Regions from separate parts of the Homo sapiens genome. Here regions 2, 3, 4, 5, 6 and 7 are each linked to region 1. Evidence: chromatin contacts called from ENCODE Hi-C or POLR2A ChIA-PET data. All regions are on one chromosome and are shown on one strand. The core of a region is the stretch at or near the end of the contact, and the rest is flanking DNA. Distances in the headings are between cores, read along the strand shown. Region 1 has its middle 35 kb from the start of ATP8B1. Region 2 overlaps NEDD4L (NEDD4 like E3 ubiquitin protein ligase). Region 3 holds the start of MALT1 (MALT1 paracaspase). Region 4 overlaps ALPK2 (alpha kinase 2). Region 5 overlaps ALPK2 (alpha kinase 2). Region 6 overlaps ALPK2 (alpha kinase 2). Region 7 overlaps LOC105372146 (a long non-coding RNA gene).

Region 1 (2,700 bases), core at 104-2,603:
ACATCATCAGCTCCCCTGGTTCTCAGGCCTTTGGACTCAGATTGAATGATACCCCTGGCTTTCCCCAGCTGCCAGCTTGCAGATGGCAGATGGTGGGACTTCTCGGCCTCCACAATCACATAAGCCAATTCCTTATGATAACTCTCCTTCTCTTTCTCTCCTCTCCCCTCTCTATTTTGAGCTGATTATTTTGGGAAACTGCAACCACAGGAGAAGCTCTGAAAACAGAGTGGAAGTTACCTTATCATCCACATTACCCCAGGAGGACAGGATGACTCTAAGTCACTGGAGACAGTTATCCTTTATTGATGGAGAAGGCACTGACTTAAATCTCCATAACAAATCTTACTCTTATTTGCCAGTTTTTCCTGAGCATAATCAACTTTCCCTACACCCTTCTTTTTGTTTCAGCAGACATGGCATTTAAGTGTGAGTTCAAAGCCACCTCTTTGAAATTTACCAATTTCTCTGGGTATCTCCCTGTATACTACACGAGGTATACATGTTAATAATCTTCTGTTTATTTGTCTCTTTTTAATCTGTTTTTTGTTACAGTGGCCCATCCCAACTAAGAATTATGAAAGATTGAGAGAAAATTATCTATTTCCCTACATTTATAGTAATGTAAATAGCATAGCCACTCTGGAAAATATCAGTTTCTTAAAAAGCTAAACACTTGGCCAGGCACAGTGGCTCACATCTGTAATCCTAACACCTTGGGAGGCCAAGGCGGGCAGATCACCTGAGGTCAGGGGTTTGAGACCAGGCTGGCCAACATGTCAAAACCCCGTCACTACTAAAAAATACAAAAATTAGCTGGGAGTGATGGCAGGCGCCAATAATCCCAGCCATTCAGGAGGCTGAGGCAGGAGAATGGCTTGAACCTCGGAGGCGGAGGTTGCAGGGGGCAAAGATCGCGTCACTGCACTTCAGCCTGGGCGGCAGAGCAAGACTCTGTCTCAAAAAAAAAAAAAAAAAAAATAGGCCAGGCACAGTGGCTCAAGCCTGTAATCCCAGCACTTTGGGAGGCCGAGGTGGGCAGATCACGAGGTCAGGAGATCGAGACCATCCTGGCTAACACGGTGAAACCCCCTCTCTACTAAAAATACAAAAAATCAGCCGGGCGCAGTGGCAGGCGCCTATAGTCCCAGCTACTTGGGAGGCTGAGGCAGGAGAATGGCATGAACCCGGGAGGCGGAGCTTGCAGTGAGCCGAGATTGCGCCACTGCACTCCAGCCTAGGCGACAGAGCGAGACTCCGTCTCAAAAGAAAAAAAAAAATTCTGATCCCCGAATGCTCAGGGAGACTGATTTGAGTAATAATGAAACTCTGGTCTCCCACACAGACAGCTCTGCATGAATGACTCTTTCTCTGTAGAAATTCCCCTATCTTGATAAAACAGCTCTGTCTAGGCAGTGAGCAGGGTGAACCCGCTGGGCAGTTACAGCATGAGGCAGCCTTGTAGTGATGGCACAGTTGTGTATCTCGATTGTGTTGGTGGTTACAGGAAGCTACACTCGTAATAAGATTGTATAGAAGTACACACGTGTGTGCTTATAAAAACAATGAAATCTGAATCAGCTCTGTGGAGCATTTCAATGTCAATTTCCTGATTTTGATTTTGTACTGTAATTATTCAAGATGTTACCACCACTGAAGGAGGCTAGGTATAGGGTACACTGGGCCTCCCTGTACACTTTCTTTGAACCTTCTGGTGACTCTATCATTATTTCAAAATGAAAAGTCAAAAAAGAAATTGTAGTTGGGCTCTCAAGCTTAGCGTGTGGTCAGTGGGGAACCACACGGGTTCAACATGCGCATCGAGAAGTGTTATTTCTGTTCGGGGCCCATCTACCCTGGCTATGACATGTTGTTCATCCACAACGATTGCAAAGTGTTCGGATTTTGTAAATCTAAATGTCATAAACACTTTAAAAAGAAGTGCAATCCTCGCAAAGTTAGGCGGACCAAACCATTCCAGAAAGCAGCTGGTAAAGAGCTTACAGTAGATAATTCATTTGAATTTGACAAACATAGAAATGAACTTATCAAATACCAGCGAGAGCTATGGAATAAAACTATTGATGCAATGAAGAGAGTTGAAGAGATCAAACAGAAACACCAAGCTAAATTTATAATGAACAGATTGAAGAAAAATAAAGAGCTACAGAAAGTTCAGGATATCAAAGAAGTCAAGCAAAGCATCCATCTTACCCAAGCCCGTCTTGCAGGCAAAGGGAAGGAGTTGGAAGAGAAAATGGTACAGCAGTTACAACAGGATGTGGACATGAAGATGCTTCTTAAACATTTCTGTAACCATTTATTTTATGGACATTTGAAAATGCCCTTTGGAGACTTGGAACTGCTAAATTATTAGTTTATTTTTTACATAAGTTCATTTAAATGAAAAGTGATTAAAATATATCTCTCCTACACTGCCATCTACAAAACACAAGATATTACGGATGTTAGATTGCATCTCAGTATTAAATCTTCACTGATATGTGTACTTATGTAAATCACGAAAATTCTACTTATAACTGTAGAAGTGAATTGTGGACGTAAAATGGTTATGTCATCTGGATAATGGACTAGACAGCATTTGTATAATCACTAATGGCAAAAAATCATGGCTAGTGATGTATAAAATAAAATATTCTTTGCAGTAAAATATTCACTTTATTAATGTTATAGAAGGGG
Region 2 (2,700 bases), core at 179-2,678, 530 kb after region 1:
TATTCTTTTTCTTATTTTGGTGGTTGTCCAGGTATTAACAAATTTATACCTTGCCTAGACTCAGAATTGCTATGTGGTTTCATCAGACTAAACACTGCCTAAAATAAATAGGATGTGAGGTCAAATCTGTTGTTCAGTGGAAAATCAAAGAAGACTGGCTTAAAAACTAAGAAAAGACCATAGGCAGTGTAAATTGTCTATAGATTGCTCCTAAGCTATATAAAGATGATGTATTTTTTGCTCTGGAATTACAGAGCAAAACACTGACGTGCTCATTTTCTGGAAGAGTGGTTGTTTGTTTTGTTTCGGGTTTTTTATATAAACATGTCTTAAAACTATAAAAGAGGGAAGTTCATGTTCTTCATTTCTTCTGTTTCTGGTCAAGATAAGTATGGTGAAAGTGTAAGGTTTGGAGTCTGGAGATACTAGACTAAGGATCAGTATATTTTATTAACTTAGGCCGAAATGATAACAGCAGAAGTATTCTCTGCTGAAATTCATACTAGTGGCTAAAAAGCAATGAGTTGTTTTCGAGGCTGTCATAGTTAATGTCTGTGTATATGCAAAACCCAATCCTTTTTGCTCATAAAAATATCGTAAGCTTTTTCAGTAGCCAAAACTCACGGCCCTGACTCTAAGATATTGTAAGCTACTTTACAAGGTAGCAAATAAAGATTATTTAAATGACTACATTAACATGTTACTCCTTTGCCTGAAGAGATATCACAACTTTTGAATGACTATAGTTAACTCAATTCCTGAGCCCTCAACTGGGGTACTATCACTCTATTTCATAGATAAAGCATTTGAGATTTAAAGAAATCCTTGCCCAAGACCACTAAATATTAAGGGACAAACCTTCTGACTTCTAAATTGAGGATTTTTTGAGAATGCCATCTGCCTGATTTTATATTCCTTGATAGGAGTGTCAGTTCACTTCCCTTTCTGCTCGTTGTATTTCCCCACAAAAATTCGTTAAACCGTAATTAGACTTTTCAAAATGCCAACGTAGGTCATTCTGGGTTGTATGTTAGAAGTATTTAGCCAATAACTCTTACCTAAACCACAGCAAAAAAGAAAAACAGAAACACCCTGACTCATATTCTGACAAAAGTCACTTGGAAAGCATGTTTAGTTTGTGTAGCGTACCCCAAATGGTTTCTCAAATAGCAGTATAGCTGTTTTCAGGGGTGAAAGCTGCATTCAAAGCTGATTAGCCCTCATCAGTTCTAGGACTTTCCCCTGTGCTGTGTAGACATTATCTAATTTTTCCATGGATAATCTGAGAAGTGAGAATTTACGGTTTATGACTCATGAAATTCTCTTGAATGTTGCCTCAGTATACATAAAATTTCAGGTGTATTGTTTGCATTATCTATATTTATAAATTTATCTTCCAGGCTGTCCCTTACTCCAGAGAATTTAAGCAGAAATATGACTACTTCAGGAAGAAATTAAAGAAACCTGTGAGTAATCATGCCTTCCAAAAATGCTTTGTGTTAGTCATTTGTAAGTTACCACAGTCACTTCAGTGAGAACAACTTGGTTGTTACTTTTATATGAATGCTAAAAATATTACCTTCCTTTTCTCTCTGCACTTTGATCCTCCTGGTTCTAAAATCTGAATTTTCTTTTTAACAGAAATGGTAAGTGAAAATTAACTCAGTGTTACATATCAAATCACCTGAAGGGTAATTTCCTATGTAATACATAAAAAGACAGGAATGATTTTTATGGGATATAAAATAATTCAGAACCCTAGTCACAAAATCTGTGGAAGCCTATTCAATTATGCGCAGTTATCATATTTAATTAACCTGGATCCCGGTAAGAAAAATGTTCAAGTCCTTCCTTGTAAATGCAAAAGCTTAGTTTCAACTACAGTATTTATAATATAGTGTTATATTTAATTATAATAATTGGCAGTATTACGTCCAAATGTAATTTTCTACTTATAATTATCCCTGGCAGTTTAAAACCTAGAAACTCTAAAAATTTTTATGGGCAACATTTTAAATTATAACATTGCATTTTCTAATGACACACCATCCCCAAATTGTTCAACATTGCATCCTCTGTTTTACTTTCCGATTCCTCCTTAGCAGTTTTCTCTTCAATTTTCTCCATCACTATGGTTACACCTCTAGGGAGGGGAGAGAAGCGGCTGCAGCTCAGACCCCCTCTGGTGGCCTGGGCTCCATTGCCATCTCTCCCTGCCTCCTCCCCTCAGCTGGTTCCTCCTGCCCGGGAACATCTCTGGATGGGGCACAATGTCTGCTCTCATTTAGGGGTTTTGGTCTCTGTTCCAAAGTCCTGATTCAAGAGCTTGCGGGTAACTGCTATTGAAATGATTCTTTGCCTTCAAAACTCAAATGATCACTGAAAATTCCACAGTTTTCTTTGTGAGTCATGTCCCCTGGTAATGATGATGACTGTGGTCATCACCCAGTCTCACTCTATGGCTCTCACATAGCAGTGTCTGCTACCCGGAAACCATCTCTGCACATTCATTCTTACAGCCAGACCAAGCCTGGACCGCCTCTTTGCAGGAGGCAGTTGCCACAACCTTGGTCAAGTGTTTTGTTATTTTCATGTCAGCGAACCATGCTTTGGGCTGCTTTCCCCACACTTGGCATAATCAGGATCCCACTCCCCATGGCAACAAAATGGACTTGAGGCAGCGTGGATTATATCTACCAC
Region 3 (2,700 bases), core at 56-2,555, 830 kb after region 1:
CACTTGTATGTGTAAGGGTAATAGCATTTACTGAGTCATCTACGATGTGCCAGTTACCGAGTTAAGTGCTTCACATACATCAACTCCTTTAATTCTGGCAACAACTCTATATAAACTGTATTGTCAGTCCTGTGTTAATAGATGAGGCAGAGAAATTAAGAAACTTATTCAAGCTCCTAACACTTGAATCGAGCAGATCTTTCATGCTCTTAGCCATCTCACTGCAGTCTGAATTCTTAACTTATGCTAGAGTGAAGTTTAATGACTGCTTGTGCTAGAATGTGGTGGAGACTGTATGGCGCACCTACCTCGCCAACATGTATAAGAATATAGGTATCCAAATTACTGGTCAGAAAATCCTGCGGCCTTGGGTGATGAAAAGCTAATGGCAACAGAAATTGGGCCAGGAAGCCTCGTGTAGGGAACTACCTGACTGGTCACATTTCGTAAGTTACTTCCTTTTTGTCCCAAACGAAGCCATAGTTTTCAAAGGGATAATGGCCTTGGATGTTGCTAAGATTGGCAGAGAGAGCTCAGGTGTCGTCCATTCCGGATCATTCCAGGGAAAGGCATCCTCTACAGGGTTGCCTGCTTTGATGACGGAGATTGCGGGCGGCAGTCTGACGCGGTGTAAACCAGATGATTCCTGCTAAAAACAATCATTTCCAAGATCTGATTAGCCCTAAATATGCCACAGCTCAGTTTGCAAAGTAGTAATTGTTTAAAAGTCTAGGCAAAGATTTTGGCCAATTCCAACTCAAGTATCCGGATCTCCAGCACTACTTCCCTCTAGCAATGCCATACACATCTAACCCTAAAACGAGGAAGCGTCCGCTGAGGTTGCCCACTGCAGGATGCTGGTGTGTCGCCGGGCACATGAAAGTCCCTGAGTCAGGGGAGAGCGCTCGCCGGGGACTGCGGGCGGGAGCCGGCGACTGAGAACCGCTTGCCCCGCTCTCTGGCGTGAGTACGCAGGCCTCCTCCCACGGTCTCAGGAAGCCCAGACGCCGCAGGCTTCCCCGCCGTAGAGGAGCTGCCGGGGCGTAATTCCTCCACCGCTTCCTCCTCCAGCTGCACCCACCCGTCCTTTCCTGCTCGGGAGGGCTGGGTTTGAAGCGCGCGCCACGGCCAGCCCGGGACCGCGGGGGAGGGCGAGGGAGGCGCGCAGCCGCACGCACGCAGTAGGCAGCCCCGCCCCGCCCCTCGAGGCCCAAGGTCCCGCCCCTCGAGGCTCCGTGCCCCGCCCCCCGGGTGCCCCGCCCCTTTGCGCGGCTGGCGCGGCCAGCAGGCCAGGCTCCCCTCGGCAAACCTGTCTAATTGGGGCGGGGAGCGGAGCTTCCTCCTCTGAGGGCCGTGCCGCGCTGCCAGATTTGTTCTTCCGCCCCTGCCTCCGCGGCTCGGAGGCGAGCGGAAGGTGCCCCGGGGCCGAGGCCCGTGACGGGGCGGGCGGGAGCCCCGGCAGTCCGGGGTCGCCGGCGAGGGCCATGTCGCTGTTGGGGGACCCGCTACAGGCCCTGCCGCCCTCGGCCGCCCCCACGGGGCCGCTGCTCGCCCCTCCGGCCGGCGCGACCCTCAACCGCCTGCGGGAGCCGCTGCTGCGGAGGCTCAGCGAGCTCCTGGATCAGGCGCCCGAGGGCCGGGGCTGGAGGAGACTGGCGGAGCTGGCGGGGAGTCGCGGGCGCCTCCGCCTCAGGTGAGCTCAGGGCCGCGGCAGGCCGGGCGCGCGGGTCGAGCGGGGTGGGCTGCGGTGGGGAGGTGGGGGCGCTGTCGGTGGGGCTGAGCGCGGCGGGGGCCGCCGGCGTGAGTGAGCGGAGGTGGGGAGGACTTCGGTCATTGAGGCGGAGCGGAACTCAGCAGCTCCCCGGAACGCCTGGGGTTTGAGAGCGGGGCCCAGGGCTCTGGAGGGTGGAGGCAAAAGTGGCCCAGCGGCTGCCTCGCTCCCTGTTCCCACCCCCGCCCCTGGTGAAAGGGAGAAGTCGAGGTTGACCCCGGAGGATAGTGAGAGAAGGAAAGCTGTCAGGGGACCCCTAGGATGGGGCAGTCATCCAGAGGACTTAAAATGCAAAAGAAAGGGATGTGGACACTGCTCTGGGAGACCTAAGGAAGGCTGGGAAGAAGCGCAGGCGAGGTGATGAATGCAGAGGGTGGGGTGCAGGAATTCATGAACATTTTGCAAGGTATTGGGAAAGACTGACGCCGAACTCATCATCTCCCTCCATCAAACCAGGTTACCACGTTCTCTTCTTGACTTCACCATGAACATGAAACTCGAAGTAAAACTATTTTCCTTGTTAGGTTTGGAATGGCTGTATTAGGGTTCCTGAAGTTTTGGTCTCGAGACTCCTTTACCCTCTTAAGAATTATTGAGGACCCCAGAGAGCTCTTATGTGGGTTAGAGATAATACATACATGTAATACATACTGATATTTACCACCTTTGAAATTAAAGCTAAGACATTTAAAAAATATTAATTTATTTAAAAAGAATAACCCATTATATGGTAACAGAAATAATACTTTCGTGGAAAAACAAATTTTCCAAAACAAAAAAGTCTATTAGAGAAGTGGCATTGGTTTTCATTTTGAAGATCTCTTTAATGTCTTGGCTTAATCACAGAGCTGGATTCGTTTATGTGCTTCTGCATTCAGTCTGTCGCACTATTACAGGTCACAGAACGCTGGAAACTGCAGTGTCCACTC
Region 4 (2,700 bases), core at 184-2,683, 780 kb after region 1:
GCTGTGCAGAGGCTGGATGACATGGGGCTCCGGTTCATACATGTGGTATTTCAGAGCATAGTAATCCCCTCTCAGCATAATGGCAAATTAGTTGCACAGCACAGGAAGAAAATTCATCTGCTAGATAGCAAATAAATACCTCCATTCCAGATTAGGTTACGGGTACATTTGGTGGTTACGGAATGGATATCAATTGGTATTTTTAAAAAACCAGATTTAATACCAGCCCAAGGCTGGTCTTGAATTCCTGGGCTCAAGCCATCCTCCCACCTCAGCCTCCTGAGTAGTGGGGACTAGAGGCTTGAGCCTCCATGCCCAGCTCTCTTACAGCCTTAATGAGATATAATTACCATACCATACACAATTTACTCATTTAAGTTGTACAATTCAATGGCTTTCACTATATTCAGAATTGTGCAACCGTCACCACAATCCATTTTAGAGCATTCTCATTACTCTAGAGAATCCCTACACCCCTTTTACCTCCTCATCTCCCCATTTCCACCCTCCCCCCCAACACACACAGCCAGAGGCAATCACTAATCTACTTTCTGTCTGTATGTATTTGTCTATTATGGATTTTTTTTTTTTTTGTAGGGACAGGGTCTCACTACATTGCCCAGGCTGGTCTTGAATGCCTGGGCTCAAGCAATCCTCCCACCTGGCTTCCCAAAATGCTAGGATTATAGGCAGAAGACACAGAGCCCGGCCTATTCTGGACATTTTATATAAATAGAAGCTTTCACTTAACACAATGTTTTTGGGGTTTGACCATATTGTCACCTGTATCAGTACCTCATTCCTTTTTGTGGCCAATCAGCAATGCTTTTCAGAAGCAACTGTTGAGACAGAGGGATGACTACCCCACTCTTCATATTCCTAGGGAAGTTACTCAAATGGAGGGGGACAGTGGCGGGCAGGGCAGCTCTCATAGCAAGAAAACACCCTCCTGACCAGGAGGCCCCATAGAACTGTGAACACAATACAGGCTTTGCCACCTGCCAGGAACAAATCTACATCCAGCTCTGCCAATTATAAGGCAAGGCATTGAACCTACCTTCTCATCTGTAAAAGGAGGGAATGATAATAGTCTAAGGATTAGAATAATGTATGTCAATTGCCTTGTAAATATCTGTTACATAATTAGTTTTCATAATGGTAATCAGCGTAGTATAAGGAAAGAGTTCACTTGTTTCATCAGTTTCCTTTTCTGCTGTGGGTTACCACAATGATTCTTTTTTAAAGTGATATACCAACTAATGTGTAAAAATGTCTCTGGGTGTAATTGTCACCTGCAATAGTAATTTACAGGACATGACCTTCCATTCTCATTCCTGGAGATCACTGCTATGGATGGAGAAGGAGGAAAGGATAAATCCAGCTGTCAAGAGCTGGGCTGACGTTGAGGAGCTTCTGTGTCATCTGTGACTCCTCCCCAGGTGATGACTTCCTGACAGTGTTGTCCCACATGTGAAAATACTGACAAACACACACTATTTGACTCACATAGTCAGTTTAGTGACCACATATCTGAGCCACAGAGCACTGACTGTACTCTGGAGAGGAAAAGGACAGTTAAGTCAGGCTGTGGCTCGTGTTTCGTGGCTTCTCTGAAGGTGAGAACCCTTGATGACAGATTTATCATTCTCTGCTAGAGATGAACAATCAATATTGAATTATTGGTATTAGTGGAGGAGTTTGTGGTAGGCTTCACAGATGACCTTGGGAAAACAATGTGTTAATTGGAAAGAATGCTGGATTTGCCTTTTTTCTTTTCTTTTTTTGCTGTGTGGTTATGGTGTTATGATATATCTGTATATTTATTGGTTTCCATCCACAGTTCCTGGCTCCTAACTCCCATAGTCCTTGTTATAATGTTGGGGCACTTTTGGCCTTGGGAAACAGAATCTCTCTCTCTGACCTTCTATCCTTCTTTTACCTGTCCAAGGCAGGACTCTGTGGTCAAAAGGCCCTTATTCCAAAAGACCCTCATTCCTGCCTCTTACTCTAGAGGAAAGAATGCCACACAGAGAAACGAATGCCAAGAAAAGTCTGAACAGACAGGCCTTGCTGGGTTCAGATCAGGTGCTTTTTGTCCAATCACATTTCTACATAGTTGTCAATCGTGCCTATGTAGCGAAGCCTCCATAAAAACCCAAAAGGACAGGGTCTGGGGAGCTTCCAGAGAGCTGAACACGTGGAGGCTGACAGGAGGTGAAGAACTCATCCACACACTGGGAGGGTGGCACATCCCAACTCCATGGGGACAGAAGCTCCTGCAAATCGCCTATGGATCTCTGCAAAATCGCCTGTGGTTCTCTGCATCTGGCAGTTTACTTGTATCCTTAAAATAACCTTTGTAATAAACCAGTAAATGTGTTTCCCTGAGTTCTGTGAGCTACTCTGGCAAATTAACCCCAAGAGGTGCTCATGGGAACCCCAACTTGAAGCCAGTCAGTCAGAAGTTCCAGAAGCCTTGACTTGCAGCTGGTGTTCCGGGGGCTTGGGGGGTGGGTGAGGAGTAGCCTTGGGGACTGGGCCCACAACCTGTGGGATCTGACACTATCTCCAGGTGGACAGAGTCAGAACTGAAGCCGAGAACACCCACCAGTGTCTGCAGCTTGGCGTATGGGGTAAATCCACCACAACTTTGGTCACGGAAGTCTTCCTCTTCTTCCGTGTTGATGATTGTTGTTGTGG
Region 5 (2,700 bases), core at 26-2,525, 660 kb after region 1:
AATAGGGTCAGGAGTGGGAGGAACCCATGGATCCCAATTCCAGACATTTCAACAGAACTGTCCTTTGTAAGACTTCTGGGTAGAGGCCAGGATACTGCTGTGCTAGTCCCTCCATGGAGGGGGCATGTCCTGGCTGGCTCTGTTGGGCCTGGGAGACTCCCCCATACACTGAGAGCACTGCTATAGTAGGGTCTGCCTTGCCAAAAACTGCGAAAATCACCACTGTTCCCTTCAGACTTCCCTCCAGCCTCCAAACTTCCTTAATGGCAAAGACTGGCCACATAAATCAGCCAGCGGGCCAGCCAGCCCTACTACAGAATGGGCTGACCGGATGAAGATGGGATGCAGGTGGCCTTCCAGGACAGATGACCCTGTGGCAGGCGGGGACAGGAGCTATCTGGGGCATAAAATTGCCTTTCTCAAGCTGACAGGCCTGTGAGATTGGTCCGCTGATGCCTGGCATTGGGGACTCAGCTGAAATGTTTGGTGTTCTATAGTGACATGGCCCTGCTATGAGACACTTTAAAGGCATCAGGAATTCTGTTCCAATGTCCCTTTGTTTCCTCTCCTGGCAGACTCATGCATTGCTTTAAATAGTCTGCCTGGAGTCACCACTCATGCACATAAGCCTATTCTCGGGGCGTGTTTCTTCGGATTAGATTGTTTCTTCCCACCTCCAAGTTTGTTTTGGCGCTTCCTCTCCAGGTACGGTGGTGGCTCGGCCTTGTGACTGGGCAAAGCATCCCAGGTGGCTGCCGTCCCCTCCATCTGCTTGTGGGCATTGAAGGCAGAGCCTTTCTTTTGGAACTCAGCTTGGCCGAGTGTGGGAGTCTATTTTGATCTTTTCTCCTGTTCATGGCCAGGACCAGAGCTAGGCACGCAGACCCCAATGGAGCCTGCTTTCTCAAGGCAACTGTCCTCCTGCTACATGAATGAATCATCCAGGCTTCTGTCCAGGGTCTCGGGAATTTGGCTTCCATGTCAGGGACGCTTGACACAAGCCACACATCCTTAAGCCTCGTCGTTCCTTCCTCCGAGGGTAGAAAGATGCAAGGCTGGCTGGCAGCCACTGCGAGGGGTGTCCTTTACGGCTGTCCATATTAATCTTATTTTGGTCTAATGCTTACTGCCAGGGAAGAAATCTGCTAATGGTACTTTTCTTTGTTTTATTTCAATCTGGCAACAGGAAATTGGCTTTTTAGGGGAGACTACAAAGGGCAAAGTATTGGTTCTGGTGCCCTCTGGTGGTTGAACTGCAATCTCGTCGCCTCCCCGGGAACTCCCCGACTGGCTGGAGAGAAGCATGAGTTTGCAGTTCGGCTCCACTGCACGCATGGCTTTAGATCGGTCTGGAGTTGGTTAGGTTACGTTTCCAAATCTCCAGTTATAAAATTAGGCCTTTTTTCCTTGTGTAATTTCCAATTAGAAATTTGTTCAACGGGTTAGTATCTTGGGTCTATCTAGAAAATGGATTACTGGATGTCAAAACAATCTTACTTGCCATACTTTGTAACCTGAAATTTTTGTACTCAACATTTGCCAAAAGATTGAGGTGGCTGAGGCACAGGGGATGTGTTTCCAGACATAATTATATCTCTGGCTCCCAAGAGAAATATGACATACTCCTGTTAAAAGGAACATACAATGAAGTAAAGTTGAATTAAAATGAGTAAGTCATGACAATTCTCTATTTTATTTTATGAGATTAGAGTAATTACTCCTGAAATAGGATCATAGCCTTTGACTTCATTGAACAAGACAGCAAAACAGGTTGCATGACTGGGGTGTCAGCAGCCAAATATATGGTCCTGATTGAGACATATGGGAATTTTTTTTTTTAAATGACACACGGAGCACTGCTTCTTATGGTGGTGCTGTTCCCCCAGCTGAACCCTGCCAGGTACCAGCCCCCCCATAGAACTTGCGACTCTCCCTTTGCATCATGAATGAACTAAGCTCACTCACAGTTGCTTGCTAAGAATCAAGAGAACTTGCTCGATCAACCCTTATTCCTCCATCTTCTCTCCTGCTGTCTGCAGTCTGCGATGCTCGCCTTCCTTTCTTCCCCAGCTCATTTGCCTCCCACCTGGACTTTCCTGTCTGCAGAGTGCCCTTGAACTTGAGCCCTTTCCAAGTCTGTCCTCATGAGTTATCTCCCTTTTGCAGCTTTGACATTCACTGGAGAACTTTTTCAATTGTGCCTCGCCTCCCAGCATTGAGGATCTGCCGTTCACTTTGGGGTGCTGACTTCAAGCAGGAAAGACTTCTTGACTCCTGCCAGCAAGCAGGCTGCCCCATGCCCCATGCCCCATGCCCCATGCCTCCTCACCTGTGAAGTGAGGAGGTCGGGCTTGATCACTGGTTTCCACTCCAGAGGGGTTCCCAGGAGCCTCTAAAGAGGTCTCTCAACCACCTCTTATGCTCTGTTTGGAGAAGTTTTACCTTTTCATCAGTTTTTCAAACTGTGATTGTAAGATATATTTCTTTTGGGAAAAAGACTGTGGCTTAAAAAGGTAACGTTTAAAGAAAAGTTTTTAAAAAACAAAAGACAAGAAGATCTAATATCCCTGCCAAAGCTCTCAAACACTTCAGAATCTCCTCCTCTCCCAGCTCCTGCTCCCTGGCCTCTCCTTGGGTGGGAAGGCAATGAGTAAGTAATACTTTATAGACAGCATTCTGCACTGGGCTCCAGCCGTCAGT
Region 6 (2,700 bases), core at 64-2,563, 730 kb after region 1:
CACTCTTGCCAGCAGTGTAAGAGAAAAATCTGTTTCCATACAGTCTTATTAGCATGAAGTATCATCACATTAAGAACAATCTCTGAAAATTGAGAAAGGAAGGAAAGGAGGAAGGCAGAAAGGAATGGAGTTGATAAGTTTATGATGAATTTCATGAATTGCGTATTTGATGTCTTTGTTCTTTTTTTTTTTTTTTTGAGATGGAGTTTCGCTCTTGTCGCCCAGGCTGGAGTGCAGTGGTGCGATCTCAGCTCGCTGCAGCCTCTGCCTCCCTGGTTCAAGCGATTCTCCTGCCTCAGCCTCCCACATAGCTGGGATTACAGACATGCGCTACCACACCCAGCTAATTTTGTATTTTTAGTAGAGATGGGGTTTCTCCATGTTGGTCAGGCTGGTCTCCAACTCCCGACCTCAGGTGATTCGCCCACCTCGGCCTCTCAAAGTGCTGGGATTACAGGCATGACCCACCACACCTGGCCCTGTTCATTTTTTATTAAGCTATTCATCTTTTCTTACATCACTTTCTTTGTACATCACAAGTGCTTTTCTAAGTTTTTATTTGTTTTTAATATCAGTTTATGGTGGGGGTTTTTGTGCAAAATTCTTACATCATCAGGTTTTTTTTTTTTCCTTTTTGCTTAGACAGACTTTCCTTACCATGAAAGCCACAGTCTCTTCCACTTTGTTTGATATTTATTTTGGCAGCTGATGTAAAATTAGGGATTCACAGGACCTCACTGCCTCGGAAATTAACAGATCTTCATGTTTGACCCCTTCAGTTTACACTGAGGAAAGAGGCCCAAAGAGAGGAAAGGAAATTACCCAAGGATATACAGTTGGTTAATGGCAGAACCAGAACTAAAATCTAGCTCCCAGTTTATGTCTTCCTTTTTTAAAAAAAATTTTTTTAAAAGTTTTCAATATTATCAGTAAAAATAATTTCCTTAAACATTTAAAAACATTAATCACCCCTCCAAATGTTAGGTTCCTTGCTTCCCTCTCCAGAGTTAATCCTATCATTTGAATGTATTCTTCCAGATCTAAAAAATAATTTTATGTGTTTATATATGTATATACAAATAACATATACTACTATGGAATGGTTGGGGGGCATAAATTGTATCGTATTGTATGTATTATTCTTCAGTGTACCTTTCTAATTCTATGTTGTTTTGAAGCATCCATCATTTGAGCAGGCCACATTTTATTTAGCCAGTTACCCATGAACATTTCCTTAGAAACGTTTCCTTAGAAATAATTCTACAACACACATGATGTCACATGCTTCCTTGGGCCTTCATGCAAGCTTCTCTCAAGAGTCGATATTGAGAAGTGAAACTGCTGCATCATGGCTAATGCCCTTTTCAGTTTTAAGAGATTTTAAGAGATTTTTAAAGAGATTTTGCCAAATTAATCTTACTGGCAATGTACCCATTTCCTTATAATATCAGCTTGGTACTGTACTTTTAATTTTTTTATCTATCTGATGAAAGATGTTATATCTTTAAAATTTGTATTTTCCTAATTACTCATAAGGTTGAGCAACTTCTTGCATATTTATTGACCATTTATCTCTTCCATAAACTTTGTATATATTTACCTTTTAAAAATAATTCAATTGTTACGGATGTTTTATCTATTTGATTTTTATATACCCTGGAAATTAATCTTTGTCTATTACAATGTCCTACATAAAAAGTGTATCACTTTAATTTTCTTAGTGGTATTTTTGTTCTATAGAAAAATTTTAATTTGATGTAATCAAAATTATTGATATTTCTCTTTTTTGTTCCTTCCTTCCTTCCTTCCTTCCTTCCTTCCTTCCTTCCTTTCTTTCTTTCTTTCTTCCTTTCTTCCTTTCTTTCTCTTTTTTGAGATGGAGTCTTGCTCTGTCACCCAGGCTGGAGTGCAGTGGTGCAACCTCTGCCTCCCGGATTCAAGCAATTCTTCTGCCTCAGCCTCCCGAGTAGCTGGGACTACAGGCGTGCACCACCACGCCCCGGCTAATTTTTGTATTTTTAGTAGAGATGGGATTTCACCATATTGGCCAGGCTGGTCTAGGACTCCTGACCTCATGATCCACCTGCCTCGGGCTCCCAAAGTGCTGGGATTATAGGCGTGAGCCACTGCACCAGGCCTATTATTTTCCCAAGAAGATCTTATATCTCTCAAGATCATGAAAATCATTTTGAAAAATTTTTTCAGTACTTTATAGTTTTTTAAAAATTTTAACTCAGAGATCAAATAACATCAGTTTATTGGGGGTCCATTGTAAGGTACTGATATCTTTTCCATATGGTGGCTAATTGTGTCAGCATTGAAGCACTTGTCTCTTCCCTACAAGTTGAAAGACTATTTCTATCCATAAACCAAATTCCAGTATTGGATTCTGTACTCTTTCCTCAGTTTGGTTTATCTACTTATGTACGGCAACTCCCACACTATCTCATGACCACAGCTTTATCATTTGTCTTGATATATGATTGGGTTAGTTCAATGCTTTTTCCATCTCCTTTCAGAGATGCAAATTCATCTTCTATCATAGCCAAAGAAGACCAACAAAGACCAACAGAGGCCATGTCTCGCATTCAGCTCCAACAGCAGGCAGTAGATTTGTTACAGAGACTAAAACCCACCTTATTGCCAAGTGACCCTCCTCTCACCAGCCTCCCCTGCTGCCACCCAAATTCCTGCCACTGA
Region 7 (2,700 bases), core at 157-2,656, 920 kb after region 1:
ACCACTGTAAGTTGTGACTGACTAGCCCTCCCAGGAACATTGGAAAATTTTGAGGGAGAGAAAGAAAAAAGGAAGAGAAGGAATGAGACAGAAATCTCTCCTAGAAACAGCCACACATGGCCAGCGCAGTGGCTCACGCCTGTAATCCCAGTACTTTGGGAGGCCAAGATGGGCGGATCACGAGGTCAAGAGAACAAGACAATCCTGGCCAACATGGTGAAACCCCGTCTCTACTAAAATACAAAAAAATTAGCTGGGCATGGTGGCGCGTGCCTGTAGTCCCAGCTACTCTGGAGGCTGAGGCAGGGGAATCACTTGAACCTATGAGGCGGAGGTTGCAGTGAGCCAAGATCGTGCCAGCCTGGTGACAGAGCAAGTCTCCATCACAAAAAATAAATAAATAAAATACAAAAATAAATAGAAAAAGAAACAGCCACACATGGACCAGAAAGTTGAGCCTCTGGTGACTTGACTTCAGGTGCTGCGGCAGGCAGGTGGCCCAGGGAGTAACTGGGGAGTGAAAATGAGAATGCAGCACATGGACCAACTCCTGTTGAGCCTCTTAGCAAAAGCCAGCCCTGTCCAGTAGAGCATTTTCCAACTGTTGCAAAAATTACCCTATGAACACCTCTCTCCCCAGAGTTCAAACTCGCACCTTTGATGATACTGCTTCCTGCTGCCATTGCCTATTCTGATGTCAGAGCAGCCATTCCCATGGAAAATGGAATGGAAAGCTAAATGGAGAGTGAGTAGGGGTTAAGACTTCTCTAAAATACCGCGGCTGCCAGGCAATTTCATTAAGGAGAAACAGAGATGGACAATGTCATAAACATTCTCCAGCCATCAGAAGAAACCACTTCCAGGAAAAGTAAATTTTGTGGTCGTAAACACTCACAGCAAGGGCCAGGCCACAGGCAGCGTGGCACTGGCAGAGAGCAGTGGTTGAGGTGAAAGTCACCCTGGGGCCCAGGTCTCAAACTTACCCTGGCTAGACTGAACCAGAACATTTTTCCGTTTCTTTTCCGTAAATTAATGTTTAAAAGTTCCCCTCCCCACATAATCCCAATCTCACTTTCAAGAGATAATGCTATCTCTTCAGTGTATATTTCTTCCGGTTGTATTATGCATATAAATCTCCAGACCATATGGACACACACACACATATGCACACACACGTATGAGTATTATACACATACATGTGTACAGATATCTTTTATACATGTATACACACAGGTGTACACATATGTGCATATGTGAGATCATGCTGAGCTCACCGTTTTCCAGTTCCTACTTTCACTTCACAATAGCTCTTGGCCATCTTCCACCACAGTGTATTTAGAGTGACTCTATAAATAGAACGATTTCTAATGCACCTTTCAGATTTCAACTCTTTAAATAAATGCGACAAGGGCACATCTCGTGGTCCAAGGTCGTGACTGCTAAGGCCCAGAGAACACAACAAATTTGCTGGCTTCAGCCGTGCTGACCTGCTGGAAGATGGGTACAGGCTCCTAAGTGGATGCTGCCATTTGTGCGCCTCCCAGCCACGCACCCCACCCTCATATACACACTATCCCTTGAGGAACATTTACCTTCCTTCCCGCCCCAGGTGTTTGTGACTTGGTGGGTAGTGGGTGACAGAGATGCACCTGTGTCTTCAGAACACAGGCCACTGAAGGACAGCAGGCCCGGGGCTGGTGGGGGCCTGAGCATGCCCTCCCTCACCAGGCTGACCAGGCTTGCATGCAGTGGGGCAGAGGCAGTGGAACTATCCAGAAAACATGCCCATCCCCCCGCCCAAGCCATCACAATGGGAGCTGAGTACAGGGTCACTAGGACAAAGAGTGAATGGAACCATCTTGAAAACAGCGGTGATGTTTCCTGTCTCCGCTGGCACAGGCCTCCGTGGAGCCCACGTTCTTTTCACAGAGTTCAAGTTGCTCAAAGAAATAAGGAGAGGCCACTTGTGAGCAGTGGTCCTCCAGGTGAAACCCAGAGGGCGTCGGGATGCCCACAGGTTCCTCAGGAAACTCATGCGGGGAGACATGGGGGTGCCAGGGACACGCCTCCACCCCACCATGGCTGCCCATAGCAGGGTCCGTGGCAAAGGGACCAGGTGGCCCATGGGTTAGTGGGAGCAGATGCCCAACCACCTCCTCCAGGCCCCACTGCCCCCTTGGGCCACCACAGAGACCTCCAACTTCTCCATCCTCTCTGTCTCTCCCTCTCTCTCCCCACTTGCTCTCTTCCTCAAGGGCCCTTTCCCTGTCAACTACCACTGGCACCCGGCTGGAGGAACAGGGCAGGTTTGCCTGTTAGTACCTGCGGCAACTCATCCCCCAGCCCCTAACTTTGAGGCGATCCCATTTTCCTCCTGTATTCCCTGAGCTTGACACAGCTGAATGTGGAAGACCCCAGGGCAACAAGAGGCTTGGGAAGGAAGGTCACACTGGAGTCGCGGGGGAAGGGTCACCCAGGCACAGGTACTCAGCATAGACTGCAGATGCTGGCCAGCCAGTCCTACACCCAGCTTACTGCAGAGGCACGACCACACTTCTGCTGCAAGGCTGGGGGAGACTCTGTGGTTTCGGTGAGGAAGAGGACAAGGAGGTGAGCGAGCCAGGAACAGCCCCCGCATGTCTCTTATCACGCCTTCATTCCCCTCTCCCCGCAGCACTGAGCTTCTGTGTTTTCTTTCCC

Evidence for each region. Hi-C counts contacts between places; a loop is a spot of excess contacts on that map. ChIA-PET counts read pairs that join two places held with the same protein, here RNA polymerase II (POLR2A). Pooled maps may share reads with other maps.
Region 2: a map with no recorded cell type shows a loop between it and region 1 (3-fold over the local background). The contact joins two enhancer-like sites. A Hi-C loop is called at or near these places in 1 of 37 single-sample maps with no recorded cell type. POLR2A ChIA-PET finds 5 or more read pairs at or near these places in 1 of 52 experiments (WTC11).
Region 3: a map with no recorded cell type shows a loop between it and region 1 (10-fold over the local background). The contact joins the promoter of MALT1 here to the enhancer-like site in region 1. A Hi-C loop is called at or near these places in 3 of 37 single-sample maps with no recorded cell type and 5 of 50 pooled maps.
Region 4: a pooled map shows a loop between it and region 1 (16-fold over the local background). The contact joins two enhancer-like sites. A Hi-C loop is called at or near these places in 1 of 37 single-sample maps with no recorded cell type and 6 of 50 pooled maps. POLR2A ChIA-PET finds 5 or more read pairs at or near these places in 1 of 52 experiments (A673).
Region 5: a pooled map shows a loop between it and region 1 (3-fold over the local background). The contact joins two enhancer-like sites. A Hi-C loop is called at or near these places in 2 of 37 single-sample maps with no recorded cell type and 2 of 50 pooled maps. POLR2A ChIA-PET finds 5 or more read pairs at or near these places in 1 of 52 experiments (activated naive CD4-positive, alpha-beta T cell).
Region 6: a pooled map shows a loop between it and region 1 (6-fold over the local background). The contact joins two enhancer-like sites. A Hi-C loop is called at or near these places in 2 of 37 single-sample maps with no recorded cell type and 2 of 50 pooled maps.
Region 7: a loop to region 1 is called in a pooled map, with 8 times the contacts of the local background. The contact joins two enhancer-like sites. A Hi-C loop is called at or near these places in 2 of 37 single-sample maps with no recorded cell type and 4 of 50 pooled maps.

What each region holds. Positions count from the first base shown.
Region 1 is chr18:57,836,663-57,839,362 of GRCh38, forward strand. It overlaps the pseudogene RSL24D1P11. Among named protein-coding and RNA genes, the nearest start is that of ATP8B1, 35 kb to the left of the region's middle. Within about 2 kb of position 1,354, at least 3 of the 41 ENCODE cell types and tissues checked have a DNase peak (open chromatin) inside an H3K27ac peak, as active enhancers do.
Region 2 is chr18:58,362,868-58,365,567 of GRCh38, forward strand. It overlaps NEDD4L (NEDD4 like E3 ubiquitin protein ligase), which reads left to right. Exons shown (of 31, transcript NM_001144967.3): 20 at 1,401-1,466. Among named protein-coding and RNA genes, the nearest start is that of MIR122HG, 82 kb to the right of the region's middle. Within about 2 kb of position 1,429, at least 2 of the 41 ENCODE cell types and tissues checked have a DNase peak (open chromatin) inside an H3K27ac peak, as active enhancers do.
Region 3 is chr18:58,670,160-58,672,859 of GRCh38, forward strand. It overlaps MALT1 (MALT1 paracaspase), which reads left to right and starts at 1,306. Exons shown (of 17, transcript NM_006785.4): 1 at 1,306-1,693. The coding sequence starts at 1,485. It overlaps MALT1-AS1 (MALT1 antisense RNA 1), which reads right to left and starts at 1,714. Exons shown (of 2, transcript NR_164150.1): 1 at 1,310-1,714; 2 at 1-649. It overlaps LOC105372146 (a long non-coding RNA gene), which reads right to left. Exons shown (of 4, transcript XR_935537.3): 4 at 2,454-2,700. RefSeq lists an enhancer at 625-884 and a silencer at 1,045-1,834.
Region 4 is chr18:58,614,403-58,617,102 of GRCh38, forward strand. All of the region lies in intron 1 of ALPK2 (alpha kinase 2), which reads right to left. Among named protein-coding and RNA genes, the nearest start is that of ALPK2, 13 kb to the right of the region's middle. RefSeq lists an enhancer at 1,141-1,210. Within about 2 kb of position 1,434, at least 9 of the 41 ENCODE cell types and tissues checked have a DNase peak (open chromatin) inside an H3K27ac peak, as active enhancers do.
Region 5 is chr18:58,492,741-58,495,440 of GRCh38, forward strand. All of the region lies in intron 12 of ALPK2 (alpha kinase 2), which reads right to left. Among named protein-coding and RNA genes, the nearest start is that of MIR3591, 43 kb to the left of the region's middle. RefSeq lists enhancers at 451-952, 953-1,452 and a silencer at 1,229-1,278. Within about 2 kb of position 1,276, at least 11 of the 41 ENCODE cell types and tissues checked have a DNase peak (open chromatin) inside an H3K27ac peak, as active enhancers do.
Region 6 is chr18:58,563,943-58,566,642 of GRCh38, forward strand. The region is part of intron 4 of ALPK2 (alpha kinase 2); the gene reads right to left. ALPK2-AS1 (ALPK2 antisense RNA 1) reads left to right here. Exons shown (of 2, transcript NR_188108.1): 2 at 2,520-2,700. Among named protein-coding and RNA genes, the nearest start is that of ALPK2-AS1, 8.3 kb to the left of the region's middle. Within about 2 kb of position 1,314, at least 2 of the 41 ENCODE cell types and tissues checked have a DNase peak (open chromatin) inside an H3K27ac peak, as active enhancers do.
Region 7 is chr18:58,760,490-58,763,189 of GRCh38, forward strand. The region is part of intron 1 of LOC105372146 (a long non-coding RNA gene); the gene reads right to left. Among named protein-coding and RNA genes, the nearest start is that of LINC01926, 52 kb to the right of the region's middle. RefSeq lists an enhancer at 1,494-1,543. Within about 2 kb of position 1,407, at least 5 of the 41 ENCODE cell types and tissues checked have a DNase peak (open chromatin) inside an H3K27ac peak, as active enhancers do.